Regions from separate parts of the Homo sapiens genome. Here all the other regions are linked to region 4. Evidence: chromatin contacts called from ENCODE Hi-C or POLR2A ChIA-PET data. All regions are on one chromosome and are shown on one strand. The core of a region is the stretch at or near the end of the contact, and the rest is flanking DNA. Distances in the headings are between cores, read along the strand shown. Region 1 holds the start of TNFRSF14 (TNF receptor superfamily member 14). Region 2 holds the start of CDK11A (cyclin dependent kinase 11A). Region 3 holds the start of PEX10 (peroxisomal biogenesis factor 10). Region 4 holds the start of PRKCZ (protein kinase C zeta).

Region 1 (3,058 bases), core at 333-2,832, 510 kb after region 4:
GACTCTGGAGGACGTATCTGAGAGAGTGGGGTTGGAGCCCCGTACCGGCAGGTGTAGGCGCTGTGTCTGCTCTTGGAGGTTGGGCGTTCTTGGGGAGTTGGTGAGGGAACGTGCTGTCCCTGCACCCTGGAGCCCCCATGCCCTCCTGGGGCCCCCGGGAGTGGAGGATGCAAGGGGCCCCCTTCTTCTTCCTTGCAAGACCCACATGGCTCTGCATGTGGGGGACATTCCTGGCAGGGGGCGCTGAGGGCCAGGATGTGAGTGCACCAGGGAAACAGCAGATGGGGCTCCTCTCCCAGGCTCCAGCTGTGGGGTGGGAGTCCATGCTCCTGCGTGTCTCTTGGGGGCTTTTCCTCCACTGGGTGCCACCTGGTCCCCCACCCTGCCTCAGAGTATTGGGGTCTGGGCTCGTCCACCCTGGATGCTGGCCAGGAGTGCACCTGCCTCTGGAGCTCGGGACGCTTGGCCCCACAGGACGGTGTCGCACACCACAGCCGGCCTAACTTCACCCCTGCCTGCTCCCTCTCCAGGGCCGGCCTGCAGGGCTGCACACTTTCTAGTTGGGGTGCAGGTCCCCGGGCTCCTGCCACAGATTCCTGTGGCTGGCCACCCTGCCAACTCTCCTGCAGGTGAGGGTGGGCGCAATCCCCAAGGTCCTTTCCACCAGATGCCACTGAGTCCCCCAGGGGCCAGGGCTGGACCCTGGAGGGGGTCACCTGGCTGAAGTCAGGACCAGGAGGGGCAGGGGGCAGTCGAGGGGCAGGGGGCGGTCCTGGGCCAGGCGTCTGGCAGATGGGCTTGCTGGAGGTGGGGGTTCCTGGTGTGCAGCAGGCGGTGCCAGAGGGGGTGACTGGGACCTGCTCTGGGCAAGCACAGGCGGTGCGTGACAGACCTGGGCTTCCATTGACTGCATCACGTCCAGCAGCAGGAAGGGGCCACGGGGGCACTGGCGTCGTCACGTGGGTCACGAGGTTCCATGTGATGCAGGGAGCGAGGCCGTCACGAGGGACTCACTGGTGCCTGCCTTGGGGCTCCGGGACTGTGGGCTGTCTCCATCCGGAGGTCTCCCTACCACCAGGCTCTGTGGGGCAGGGAAGCCCAGTGGGGTGCAGGGAGCCAGGAAGCTGGGGTGGGGTCAGGGCAGGGTCCACAGGGAGACCGGGCGAGGCTGGCAGCCTTCCCAGTCCGCGCAGCGTCTCTGCAGGGGGAGCAAGAGCTGCCCTTCCACCCCTCCCAGGGGACGGGTAGGGGCACTCTGGGCTTTTCCCACCCCCTCACGCAGGGACACAGGCCTGGTGGGTCTATGACTGAAATTGGCCAGACCGCATTCTGGTGGTTTTATTCGGAAGGGAAGTTTACCCTGTTCAGCAGAAGCTGAGATGGGAACAGGAAACCCACAGGGCCCCTTTATTCGGCAAAAATGTCAGTCAGCGCCCCGGGGAGCAGCCGAGGGTCCCTGAGTGTGTGAGTGAGGTGGGGAAACACAGATGGACTTTGGGGGGCTCCCCCTTCTACAGGAAACCCGGAGTGGACTGGAATGGTGCAGGGGGAGAACTCGCCCCTCCCATCGGGCGCCTCCTTCATACCGGCCCTTCCCCTCGGCTTTGCCTGGACAGCTCCTGCCTCCCGCAGGGCCCACCTGTGTCCCCCAGCGCCGCTCCACCCAGCAGGCCTGAGCCCCTCTCTGCTGCCAGACACCCCCTGCTGCCCACTCTCCTGCTGCTCGGGTTCTGAGGCACAGCTTGTCACACCGAGGCGGATTCTCTTTCTCTTTCTCTTTCTCTTCTGGCCCACAGCCGCAGCAATGGCGCTGAGTTCCTCTGCTGGAGTTCATCCTGCTAGCTGGGTTCCCGAGCTGCCGGTCTGAGCCTGAGGCATGGAGCCTCCTGGAGACTGGGGGCCTCCTCCCTGGAGATCCACCCCCAAAACCGACGTCTTGAGGCTGGTGAGCCCCCGAGCCTCCTCTCCGTCTGCTCGCAGATCCCAGTTCTGACCCCAGGGCCTCCCACAGATCTCTTCCCCATGCCCCTGTCCTGGCCGTTGCTGGCTCCGGCGTCCAGCCCGTCCCCTGCTGCCTGGGGCTCTCGGGTCAACCCAGACCCCCAGCACTGGGCTCACCACAGTGGGGTGAGCAGCAGAGCCACAGCCCTACCCAGCAGACCTCCTCCTGCGTGTGTCCCCCACTCACCACTCCGTCCACGGGCAGCTGGTGAGCCCCCATTTGGCCGGATGTGGGCACTTCTGGGGGCTGGGTGTCTCTGGGCGTCTCTGGGCGGGGCCCTCGAGCAGGTGACCCAACTCCCCGGCAGCCCTGACCTTGGTGACAGGTGATAAGATCAGTGTGCAGCAGGGGGCTGGACCCAGGTGGGTGGGGTGGGGATACTCTCCATGCTCATGTGGCACTCCTGCCTGTCCAGCCACTATCCCCATCAGGGGCCCCCGACTGCCCATCAGCCAGCCCAGGAACGAGGCCACGGCAGAGCCACCCTCCCCGATGTGGCCCTGATCAGCCTGTCACCCACTGTCTGGCTTGTGAGCCTCTGGGGCCCATCCCTGGCTGCCCCTGCTGGCTCTTCAGGGGTCAGCAGGTCCAACCTAGGCCAGCAGGGGGGCCGGCAGGTTGTCTGCCCAGTGGGCTCAATGCTCCCAGGTGTGGGGTGTGGGGTCCCTGGCGAGGGCAGAGTTCCAGTTCCCAGGGCTCCGCGCTGCCAGGCAGCGTCATCAGGGCTGGAGGAGGGGCGGTCCCCACCCTATCCCGGGCTCCAGCGGTCGGCAAGGTTGTTCCATGAGCCTGGCCTGGGGCCCGCTTCTGTCCTCTCTACCAGGCACTGCCGCTCCTCCCCATTGCACAGAGGGAGATTCAGGCTGTGGGGCCAAGCCTGGCAGAGCCCACAGGGCAGCCAGGGCATCTCCCAATGCCTGTCCTGACCCCCTTAGGTGCTGTATCTCACCTTCCTGGGAGCCCCCTGCTACGCCCCAGCTCTGCCGTCCTGCAAGGAGGACGAGTACCCAGTGGGCTCCGAGTGCTGCCCCAAGTGCAGTCCAGGTAGGTGCAGCC
Region 2 (2,860 bases), core at 225-2,724, 330 kb before region 4:
GCTGAACACTTGAACCTAGTCACTTTTGAGGGATTCAGAATAAATCCTCATTAAGAATAAGAAGTTGTGCCCGGCGCAGTGGCTCAAGACGGTAACCCTAGCACTTTGGGAGGCCGAGGCGAGCAGATCGCTGGAGTTCCGGAGTTCAACACCAGCCCGGGCAACATGGCAAAACCTCGTCTCTACAAAAAATACAAAAGTTAGCCCAGTGTGGTGGCGCGTGCCTGTATTCCTAGCTACAGGAAGGAGGCTGCTAGAGGCAGGAGGATCACTTGAATCAGAGAGGTCAAGGCTGCAATGAGCCAAGACTGCGCCACTGCACTCCAGCCTAGATAACAAAGTAAGACTTGGTTAAAAAAAAAAAAAAAAAAAGGTAAGCTCTAGGCTGAGGCGGGTGGATCACAAGGTCGGGAGGTCAAGACCAGCCTGGCCAACACGGCGAAAACCCTGTCTCCACTAAAAATACAAAACTTAGCTGGGCGTGGTGGCGGGTGCCTGTAATCCCAGCTACTCGGGAGGCCGAGGCAGCAGAATCGCTTGAATCCGAAAGGCGGAGGTTCCGGTGAGCCGAGGTCGCGTCACTGCACTCCAGCAAGACCCCGTCTCAAAAAAAAAAAAAAAAAAAAAAAAAAAAAAAAAAACAAGAATGATAAGTTGTAAGCCAGGCAAGGTGGCGAGCGCCTGTAGTCCCATATACTCTGCAAGCTGAGATGGGAGACCGATTGAGCCCAGGAGTTCCAGGCTGAAGTGCGCTTGTGAACAGCCACTGCGCTGCAGCATGGGCGACAAAAAAGAGTGATGGGTTCTGAAAAATGACCGCTTGAAATCAAGTCTCGTTTCTGTCATTCTTGTATGGTCTTGGGTAACGTAATTCACCTCAGTTCAGTCTTCCGTACAACCAGAATAACAACACCTACGTGATAGTATCGATCGCGGATTAAAGATCATCCGTTTAAAGGCTCTTAACTCAGGACCTGCCACTCATCAAACACTGCTTTTACTGTCAGAATCTGCTAGAAAGACCGCTTGGACTACGTGAAGCCACTAGCACACTGGACAGCTGCACCTTGAGACCGGGGAGATGCTCCGAGATGTGCTCGCGAACAAGGCCACCTGACCCGGGCACTGGGCTATTTCCTCGGGTTCAGTCCCGCACACTTGAGGTTCAGCCTGGCAGACGTTGGCTCCAGACAGCGTTTGGACCCGCCGCCTCCACCACCCAAAGTTCCGTGCGGGATGAGACTGTCCGCGGAAGCGAGGGTGTCGCTCGCCCCCGGGCCCGGGTCCGCCCCGCTCCGAGGCCTGCTCGGAAGAAAGACCTCGGTGCGCAGTTCTCGTCGCGCTCCCACACCTGGTCCGCCCAGTCGGAACTCACCCCTACGGGGCCGCGGCCGGTCCCTGAGCCTGAGAAGAAACAGCAACCGGCGCTCGCCAGAAGTATCCTCACTTCCTGTGTTGACGCCTAATGATGATATAATAGCCGACCTCTGGCCCAGAACTCAAGACGACAGGGGCTCGCTCTGTGCGGCACTTCCTGTGTCTGCGCGGGATGATGACGCATAAAACAGCGCTTGCTCAGGTCCAGGACTCCAAAAGAAACTGCGCCGTGAGCTGCACTTCCGACTTCGGCGCGGGCCGGGGCGCCGAGCAGAGCGACGCCGACTTTTGGAGCAGTTTGCGCCTGCGCGGAACGCGTGGCCGGCTTCCGGAATCCTACCGGGACTTTTCCGGTAGCGAAGCCCGCGCCTGTGCCAAGGCTTGCGAGCAGAATGCCTTCGCGATGGACGCCCGCATTCCACCCCCTTGACCGCTGGGACCCCTAGTGGCGGGTGGGTGGAGCGCGCTCCATTTACCTGCTGGTTACCTCGTGAGGCGCCTCAGGTCTGTGTGTCTTGTAAAGGCCGATCTCGGAATTTAACTCTGAACCTTACTCAGAAACAAAGCAGGGAGAGCTCTTACGATGTGATTTTATTTTATTTATTCATGTATTTACTTTTGAGTCGGAGCCTTGCTCTGCCGCCCAGGTTGGAGTGCAGTGGCGTGGTCTTGGCTCACTGCAGCCTCCTCCCGGGTTCAAGGAATTTTCCTGCCTCAGCCTCCCGAGTAGCTGGAACCACAGGCCCGCGCCACCACGCCCGGCTAATTTTTATATTTTTGGTAGAGACGAGGTTTCGCCATATTGGCCAGGCTGGTCTCGAACTCCTGACCTCAAGTGATCCGCCTGCTTCGTCCTCCTAAAGTGCTGGGATTACAGGCGTGAGCCACCGCGCCGGGCCTTTTACAATGTGATTTTGAAGCTGACACTGGCAGTGGGTCCTCAAAGTGCAGACTCACTGGGTATGGTGCTTCCCCCAACTCCCAGGGCCCCACTCCAAACCCATGGATTCAGAGCATTGCAGGAGAAGAGGATAAAACGAGCAATTAATTCCCTTTCCATATGTCAGGTTTTCCTCTTGCCTTGAAAAGTCACAGAAAAATGCTTTAGACATCTGAATCTCAGGAAACAAACAATGGAAGATAAACATCCGCATTTACTGGGCCTGAAATGGGAAAATGAAAGATGTGGCAAGAAACTGACAAGGGCCCAAGAAGGGCGATGGGTATCGGAATTCTTTTCATCCCGGAATGAAATGCTGCTTGCTTTGTGTACCCAAGCTCTTTTTTTATTTTTATTTTTTTGAGACGGAGTCTCGCTCTGTTGCCCAGGCTGGAGTGCAGTGGCGCGATCTCGGGTCACTGGAAGCTCCGCCACCCGGATTCACGCCATTCTCCCGCCTCCACTCCATTCGCCCGCATTAGGCTCCTGAGTACCTGTGACTACAGGCGCCTGCCACCATGCCCGGCTAATTTTTTTTTTATT
Region 3 (2,833 bases), core at 322-2,821, 360 kb after region 4:
CACTCTCCTGTTCAGAATCCACCAATGGCTGCCCACCTGACACCCATGGGCCTCCCGGCACGGAGCCTGGCTGTCCTCTGATATTTACCCATGCTCTTCCTGTCCCATGGCACTGTTCCTTTGGCCACGACACCCCCACCACTGGGCTCTAGTGCCACTGCTCCCTGAAACGTTCTGCTGGGAGTTCATGCCTTTAACGACTGCCTGCCCCACCCCCCAAAGACTTGATGGCTTTGCCTTTTTTTTTTTTTTTTTTTTTTTGAGATGGAGTCTCACTCTGTTGCCCAGACTGGAGTGCAGTGGCACGATCTTGGCTTACTGCAACCTCCGCCTCCCGGGTTCAAGTGATTCTGTCTCAGCCTCCCAAGTAGCTGGGATTACACGCACGCGCCACCACGCCCTGCTGATTTTTGTATTTTTAGTAGAGACGGGGTTTCACCATGTTGTGTAGACTGGTCTCGAACTCCTGACCTCAAGTGATCCACCCGCCTCGGCCTCCCAAAGTGCTGGGATTACAGGCGTGAGCCACCACACCCGGCATCTTTTTTTTTTCGTTTTTTAATCGGTGATGGGGTCTGGCCCCGTCGCCCAGGCTGGAGTGCAGCGGCACAATCATGGCTCACTGCAGCCTCATCCCTCGGGCTCAGGCGATTCTCTTGCCTCAGCCTCCTGAAGAGCTGGGATTACAGACGCCGCCACCACGTCCGGCTAATTTTCAGATTTTTTGTAGAGACGGGGTCTTGCCATGTTGCCCAGGCTGGTTTCAAACTCCTGGGCTCAAGCGATCCTCCCGCCTCTGCCTCCCAAACTGCTGGGATGACAGGTGCTGCTTCATTGAGTACACTGGCTTCTGTACTCAGCTCCCGGCCTGGTGAGGCAGGCAGGGCCTGGCTGAGCCTACACTGGGGTCAGCAGGGCGAGGGGCCTGGGCTGCTGCTCAGGCCTAGGAAAGGCCGGGGTCAGTGTGAACCGGACCGAGGTATGAGGCGTTCGCGCCGCGGGCGCTCTGACCCCTCTGCTCACAGGGGAGGATCGGAGGGAGGCTTGAAGCACTTGCCAAGGCCTCACACCTGGAGGGGACAGAGTCTTCCCCAGCCGCTGGCGTCAGCTGGACCTGCCCTGAGCTGGGGACGGGAAGGGCTTGGGCGGGAACTGGAGGCCCACGCAGGTCCCCCGCGGTGTCTGCGGCCTGTGCCTCTGGGGCCACCTGGCCAGGGAGGGCAGGAGGTGCCCCGCACATCCCTGAATGGCCGCAGGGCAGGCGAAGGAGACTGCCGGGTCCCAGGTTGTGGGACGGGCCCAGGCGACCGTGACCACACACGGCAGACACCCCGCCTCCATGAGGGGCAACACCCCCTGGGCCGCTCGCGAGGACGTCCGGCCGCGCCCGGCCCTCACCCGCCAGGCTGTGCAGGGCGCCGCCCGCCGCGCTCCGCAGCCCACCGCGGTAGTACTCGTCCTTCTGCGCCGCGCGGATCACCTCCGGGGGGCTGGCGGCGGCCGGGGCCATGGCCGCGGGTTCGGGTGGTCCCGAGCAGCCACGCCGGCCACGCCCACGCCCAGACGGGCGAGAACTGATGACGGCACGACGTGGCTCTGCGTGCGGCGCAGACCTCTGCGTCAAGGTGCTGGGGCGGGGCCGGACTGGGGCTGGAGGCGGGGCCAGGGCCCGGGCGGAAGCGGGGCTGGAGTCCGAACCAGCGCAGCGCGGGGCGGGGCAGCGGGAAGGTAGTCGGAGGCGCAGGGCGGAGCGGAGCGGGGCGGGGCCCGCGAGCCGAGGTGGGGGCGGGGCACGCGCGAGGGGCGCTGGCGAGGCAGCGGGATGGGCTCGCGGCCGCGTGGTTGCTGCGACCTCGGGGTCCTACGCTGCCAGGGGCCCCTGCTCTGCTCCCTGCACGTCCACGGGCCGCCCTCCCACTGGGGACAGCGCTGCGGAGTGGAGACGCTGCAGGCCCATTTACGGCTGGGGAGACGGAGGCTTTCGCTTGGGTCTTCGGGAAGCCGAGCTCCCAGCGCCGGCCGCGGCGGTCCCGCCCTCGCGCCCTTTGAGCTGCGCGGGCTCTCAGCGCGGGTTGGCCAGTTCCGGGGAGCCGGTCGGTTTGGGGGCCAGAGGGGCACGAGGCGAGACCCGGGACCTTCCAGGCCCCGAGCAGCCGCCTTCCCCAGTAATCCTGCGCGAAAAGCACACGGCCGGCTTGGTGTGGACGCCCCCCTGGTGCCCACGGGAGGCAGGGCCTGGCGGGTGGGGGGCAGCCGGGAAGCCGCCGCGTGGTTCCAGGACGGGCGGAAGGTGGCCTTCCACCCTCCACCCTCCACCCTGCCTGGCCTGAGCCCCGCAGGTGCTCTGGGGAACCACATCGCAGGCGCTCCGATCCCTCTGCTCCCAGGGGACGAGCGGAGGGAGGCCTGAAGCACTTGCCAAGGCCGCACACCTGGAGGGGACAGAACCTTCCCCAGCCGCTGGCCACAGCTGGACCTGCCCTGAGCTGGGGGTGGGAAGGGCTGGGGCGGGAACTGGAGGCCCACGCAGGTCGCCTGCGGTGTCTGCGGCCTGTGCCTCTGGGGCCGCCTGGCCAGGGAGGGCAGGAGATGCCTGGTACATACCTGAATGGCTGCAGGGCAGGTGAAGGAGAAGGCCCTGTTTTTTGGCCCCAAGGGCAGCACTTGGCCCTGGAGAGTCCTGCAGGATTGCAGGAGGAAGGCAGGGCACGACAAGGGGGCGTCTGCGCCCCGCTGACCTCAGTGGGGAGGGCCTCCAGTTCCTTGCCTCACCTCTGGTTCCATCTACAGGAGCTCAGCTGTGGGATCATCCCCAGACTGGCACAGCCCAGTC
Region 4 (3,039 bases), core at 408-2,907:
ACAGTTTTAAAAGCTGCAGACCAGGAGGGCGAGGGATGGGAGATTTAGGGAGCTGGAACCCGGGGCCAGGGATGTGTGAGCCTTCCCAGGAGGGGTCTGATACCAAAGGCCAAGTTAAGAAAATGTCTGAGGCCGGGCACAGTGGCTCACGCCTGTAATCCCAGCACTTTGGGAAGCCAAGGCAGGTGGATCACCTGAGGTCAGGAGTTCGAGACCAGCCTGGCCAATATGGAAAAACCCCGTCTCTACTAAAAATACAAAAATCAGCTGGGCATGGTGGTGGACACCTGTAATCCCAGCTACTTGGGAGACTGAGGCAGGAGAATGGTTTGAACCCAGGAGGCAGAAGTTGCAGTGAGCCGACATCATGCCATTGCACTCAGCCTGGGCAGCAAGAGCGAAACTCCATCTCAAAAAAAAGAAAAAGAAAGAAAAAAAGAGAAAACGTCTGAGAACCGACGGCTTGTATTTAAAACGTGTGAGTGGGTGGTGGCAGGAGAGGTAGACAGGGAGCAGGGCCGGCTTGGCGGAAGCTTTGCTGTAGAGAGGGGCAGAGATGGCTCGGTGGGTGGAGGGAGGGGCAAACGGTGTTTAAGAAGAAAAAACGACAGCTTCTGCGTAGGAGAGGGGCCTCCTGTCCATCTCCAGGGAGAACATGGGTTCTGTGGCCACAGGTCTCCCCAGGGCCTGGCATCAAGGAGGCGCCAGGCACGACCTGCGGGATGAAAGCACGTGGCTGAAGTCCTGGTGGCTGTGTCTGGGTGAGGGGTGTGAGGGCGTGGCCTGAGCAGGTCCACTCTCAGGGGAGAGGGGCCGAGGCCAGGAACTGGGTCTGGGTGTCCACCTGGTGCCTGGGTGAGGTCCTGCAGGCAGCAGGTCTGGGCTTCAGTGGATGCAGCCAGTAAGGGATGGGCTGATCAGGGAAAACCGTATTTTCAGGGGAGGAGCCCAGGAGGCAGGGAGCTGGGCGGCGGTGGAGGGGCCTGGAGGGCGATTGTCCAGATCAAGCCCCTCGAGTAAGGCCCGAGAGGCTGTGGCTTCAGAAATGAAGGTCATGGGCGACTCGGGCCAATGCCGCGTCCTTGACCTGGGCGAAGTGAGCGGTTGCACTCACGAGTGTGGACGGCCCTTCCCTACAGGGGACCTTGGATTCGCTGGGGGCGGAGTGGGGGCTGGGGCCCAGAGAACCCGAGTCCGGACGCTCCCGTCCGTGACCCTGGCCGGGTTCTCCGCTCCTCGCAGCTTCAGTCCGCAAGTGTGAGATGTCAGGGGACCCCTGGACGGCGGGGCCCTCGGGCTGGCAGCGCGCGCCGCAGGAGTTTCGATTCGGAGGGTCTGGGCGAAGGCCGAGAACTCGCGTTTCCAGCGAGTTCCCGGGGGCGCCGCTCCGTCCCAGAGGCCGGGGCCCCTCCGGTTGCCGGGCAGAGCCGCGCCGCGCGCGGTCCCATTGGCGCAGGTGCGCCGCGCCCCGCCCAACAGGTAGCCCCGCCCGACAGGTAGCCCCGCCCGCGCCTCGCCATTGGGCCGCGGCCGGGTGTCCCCCGAGGATTGGCCCAGGTGGCGGCCCCGCCTCGCCCTCATTGGCCGCAGGTGCCACCGCCCGCCCCGGGACCGCCCGCCCCGCGGATTGGCCGCTGGCTCCACCTCGGTCCGCCATGTTCGGACACCGCCCCCCGCCCCCGCCGGACGGTCCCGCCCCGCGCGCCCCCCGCTCCCGCCCCGCGCGCCGCCGGAGTTCCGCGGAGTTGACCGGGTCGGCGCCGTCGGTCCTGAGCGCTGCCTTCCGCGTTCCGCCGCGGCCCCACCTGGAGCCCCCGCCCCGCGCCATGGCCGGAGCTCCCGGGGCGCAGCGCTGACGGCGGCGGGGGGAGCGCGCCATGCCCAGCAGGACCGGCCCCAAGATGGAAGGGAGCGGCGGCCGCGTCCGCCTCAAGGCGCATTACGGGGGGTGAGCGGCGGAGAGGGCGGGGAGCGGCGCGGGTGAGGCAGGGAGGGCGGGGAGGGCTCAGCCGTCGGGGCTCCTGCGCGAGAGGGAGAGAGGGAAGGGGCGGCGAGGTCGCTGCGGGCCCGGGGCTGTCGCGGGAGGTCCTCGGTCCCCGCCCGTGAGCGTCACCCGCGGACACGTCGTGGACAGCGCGGGCTCCTTCCCCGGGACCGGGTTTCCCTGGGGTCGGCCCCGCGCCGCGAGCTCCTCGGCCCGGTCATTGTGGTAGACGTTTTCGCTGGAAAGTTGGGCGGGGACGTTCCGGCCGCAAACCTGTAAGGACTGAAAGTTTTCATCAAGTTGTGAAAACTCCTGGCGGGTTTCTTAAAATCAGCGTTTCCTAAACGTTCTCCACGTTTACCCGGTCGGGGGTCTCGCTTTAGCCAAAATCCGGAGACCCGGGGCGCGGGCGCTGTGGCTCCAATGCAGCCCCCGGCAGGGCTCGGGGCGGTCGGGCGGGGACAGGGGTTTCTGGAGGAGACGGTGGGGCCGAGACTGACCCTGGGGTTTGCGTCGCACCCGCCCCCCGGAGGCCCTTGCCTGGCTGTGGGAGGGGGCGCGGTCAGGTGCTGGAGCGGAGGGGTCCTGGACTCTTGGCCGCCGCCTCGGGGCAGCGCTGCTGGGGGTGGCGGGGGCTGCACCAGGTGGCCGGGCTCACAGGCACAGCGGAGGGGTCGCTGCCCCCCGAAGTGTGGGCGGTGGGGAGGGGAGGACCCGTGGGTTTGTTCTTCCACCTGTGCGCGTCTCCAGGAGCCCCGAACTGGGACCTCCGCTCCCGCGAGGGTGGCTGCTGCTGCAGAGAGGGAGGGGAGCAGAATGCGGGCTCCGGACTTGCACTGGCTGGTCCTTGGGATCTCGAAAAGCTGCTCCTGCCCCGGTGCGTCCTCAGCTACAGCGTGGGCAACCTGAGCCCCAGAGGCAGGGACGGCCGGCAGGGTTAGGCGGGTGACAACTTCCCCGGGCCACGTCCTCTCAGGACAGTGCCCCGGGGGTCTCTATGGTGCCCTGCGAGTCTGAGCGGGTTCAGCTTCCTGCGAACCTTGTCTTGGGGTCTC

The links. A loop is a pair of places that touch in the nucleus more often than their neighbours do. ChIA-PET counts read pairs that join two places held with the same protein, here RNA polymerase II (POLR2A). Pooled maps may share reads with other maps.
Region 1: a loop to region 4 is called in a map of CD8-positive, alpha-beta T cell, with 3 times the contacts of the local background. The contact joins the promoter of TNFRSF14 here to the promoter of PRKCZ in region 4. A Hi-C loop is called at or near these places in 1 of 168 maps with a recorded cell type or tissue (CD8-positive, alpha-beta T cell) and 8 of 50 pooled maps. POLR2A ChIA-PET finds 5 or more read pairs at or near these places in 1 of 52 experiments (activated CD4-positive, alpha-beta T cell).
Region 2: a loop to region 4 is called in a pooled map, with 12 times the contacts of the local background. The contact joins the promoter of CDK11A here to the promoter of PRKCZ in region 4. A Hi-C loop is called at or near these places in 1 of 168 maps with a recorded cell type or tissue (Ramos) and 5 of 50 pooled maps. POLR2A ChIA-PET finds 5 or more read pairs at or near these places in 1 of 52 experiments (HEK293).
Region 3: a pooled map shows a loop between it and region 4 (15-fold over the local background). The contact joins the promoter of PEX10 here to the promoter of PRKCZ in region 4. A Hi-C loop is called at or near these places in 7 of 50 pooled maps.

Annotation. Positions count from the first base shown.
Region 1 is chr1:2,554,789-2,557,846 of GRCh38, forward strand. TNFRSF14 (TNF receptor superfamily member 14) reads left to right here and starts at 1,583. Exons shown (of 8, transcript NM_003820.4): 1 at 1,583-1,945; 2 at 2,938-3,046. The coding sequence starts at 1,877. It overlaps TNFRSF14-AS1 (TNFRSF14 antisense RNA 1), which reads right to left and starts at 2,223. Exons shown (of 7, transcript NR_037844.2): 1 at 2,189-2,223; 2 at 1-1,908.
Region 2 is chr1:1,722,883-1,725,742 of GRCh38, forward strand. It overlaps CDK11A (cyclin dependent kinase 11A), which reads right to left and starts at 1,475. Exons shown (of 20, transcript NM_024011.4): 1 at 1,376-1,475. RefSeq lists enhancers at 1,358-1,587, 1,568-2,407.
Region 3 is chr1:2,410,993-2,413,825 of GRCh38, forward strand. PEX10 (peroxisomal biogenesis factor 10) reads right to left here and starts at 1,572. Exons shown (of 6, transcript NM_002617.4): 1 at 1,399-1,572. The coding sequence starts at 1,510. RefSeq lists enhancers at 219-799, 800-1,380, 1,381-1,961, 1,962-2,541 and silencers at 1,158-1,537, 1,698-2,297.
Region 4 is chr1:2,048,754-2,051,792 of GRCh38, forward strand. It overlaps PRKCZ (protein kinase C zeta), which reads left to right and starts at 1,658. Exons shown (of 18, transcript NM_002744.6): 1 at 1,658-1,948. The coding sequence starts at 1,878. It overlaps PRKCZ-DT (PRKCZ divergent transcript), which reads right to left and starts at 1,317. Exons shown (of 3, transcript NR_135509.1): 1 at 1,115-1,317; 2 at 845-913; 3 at 448-715. RefSeq lists a silencer at 1,236-1,845.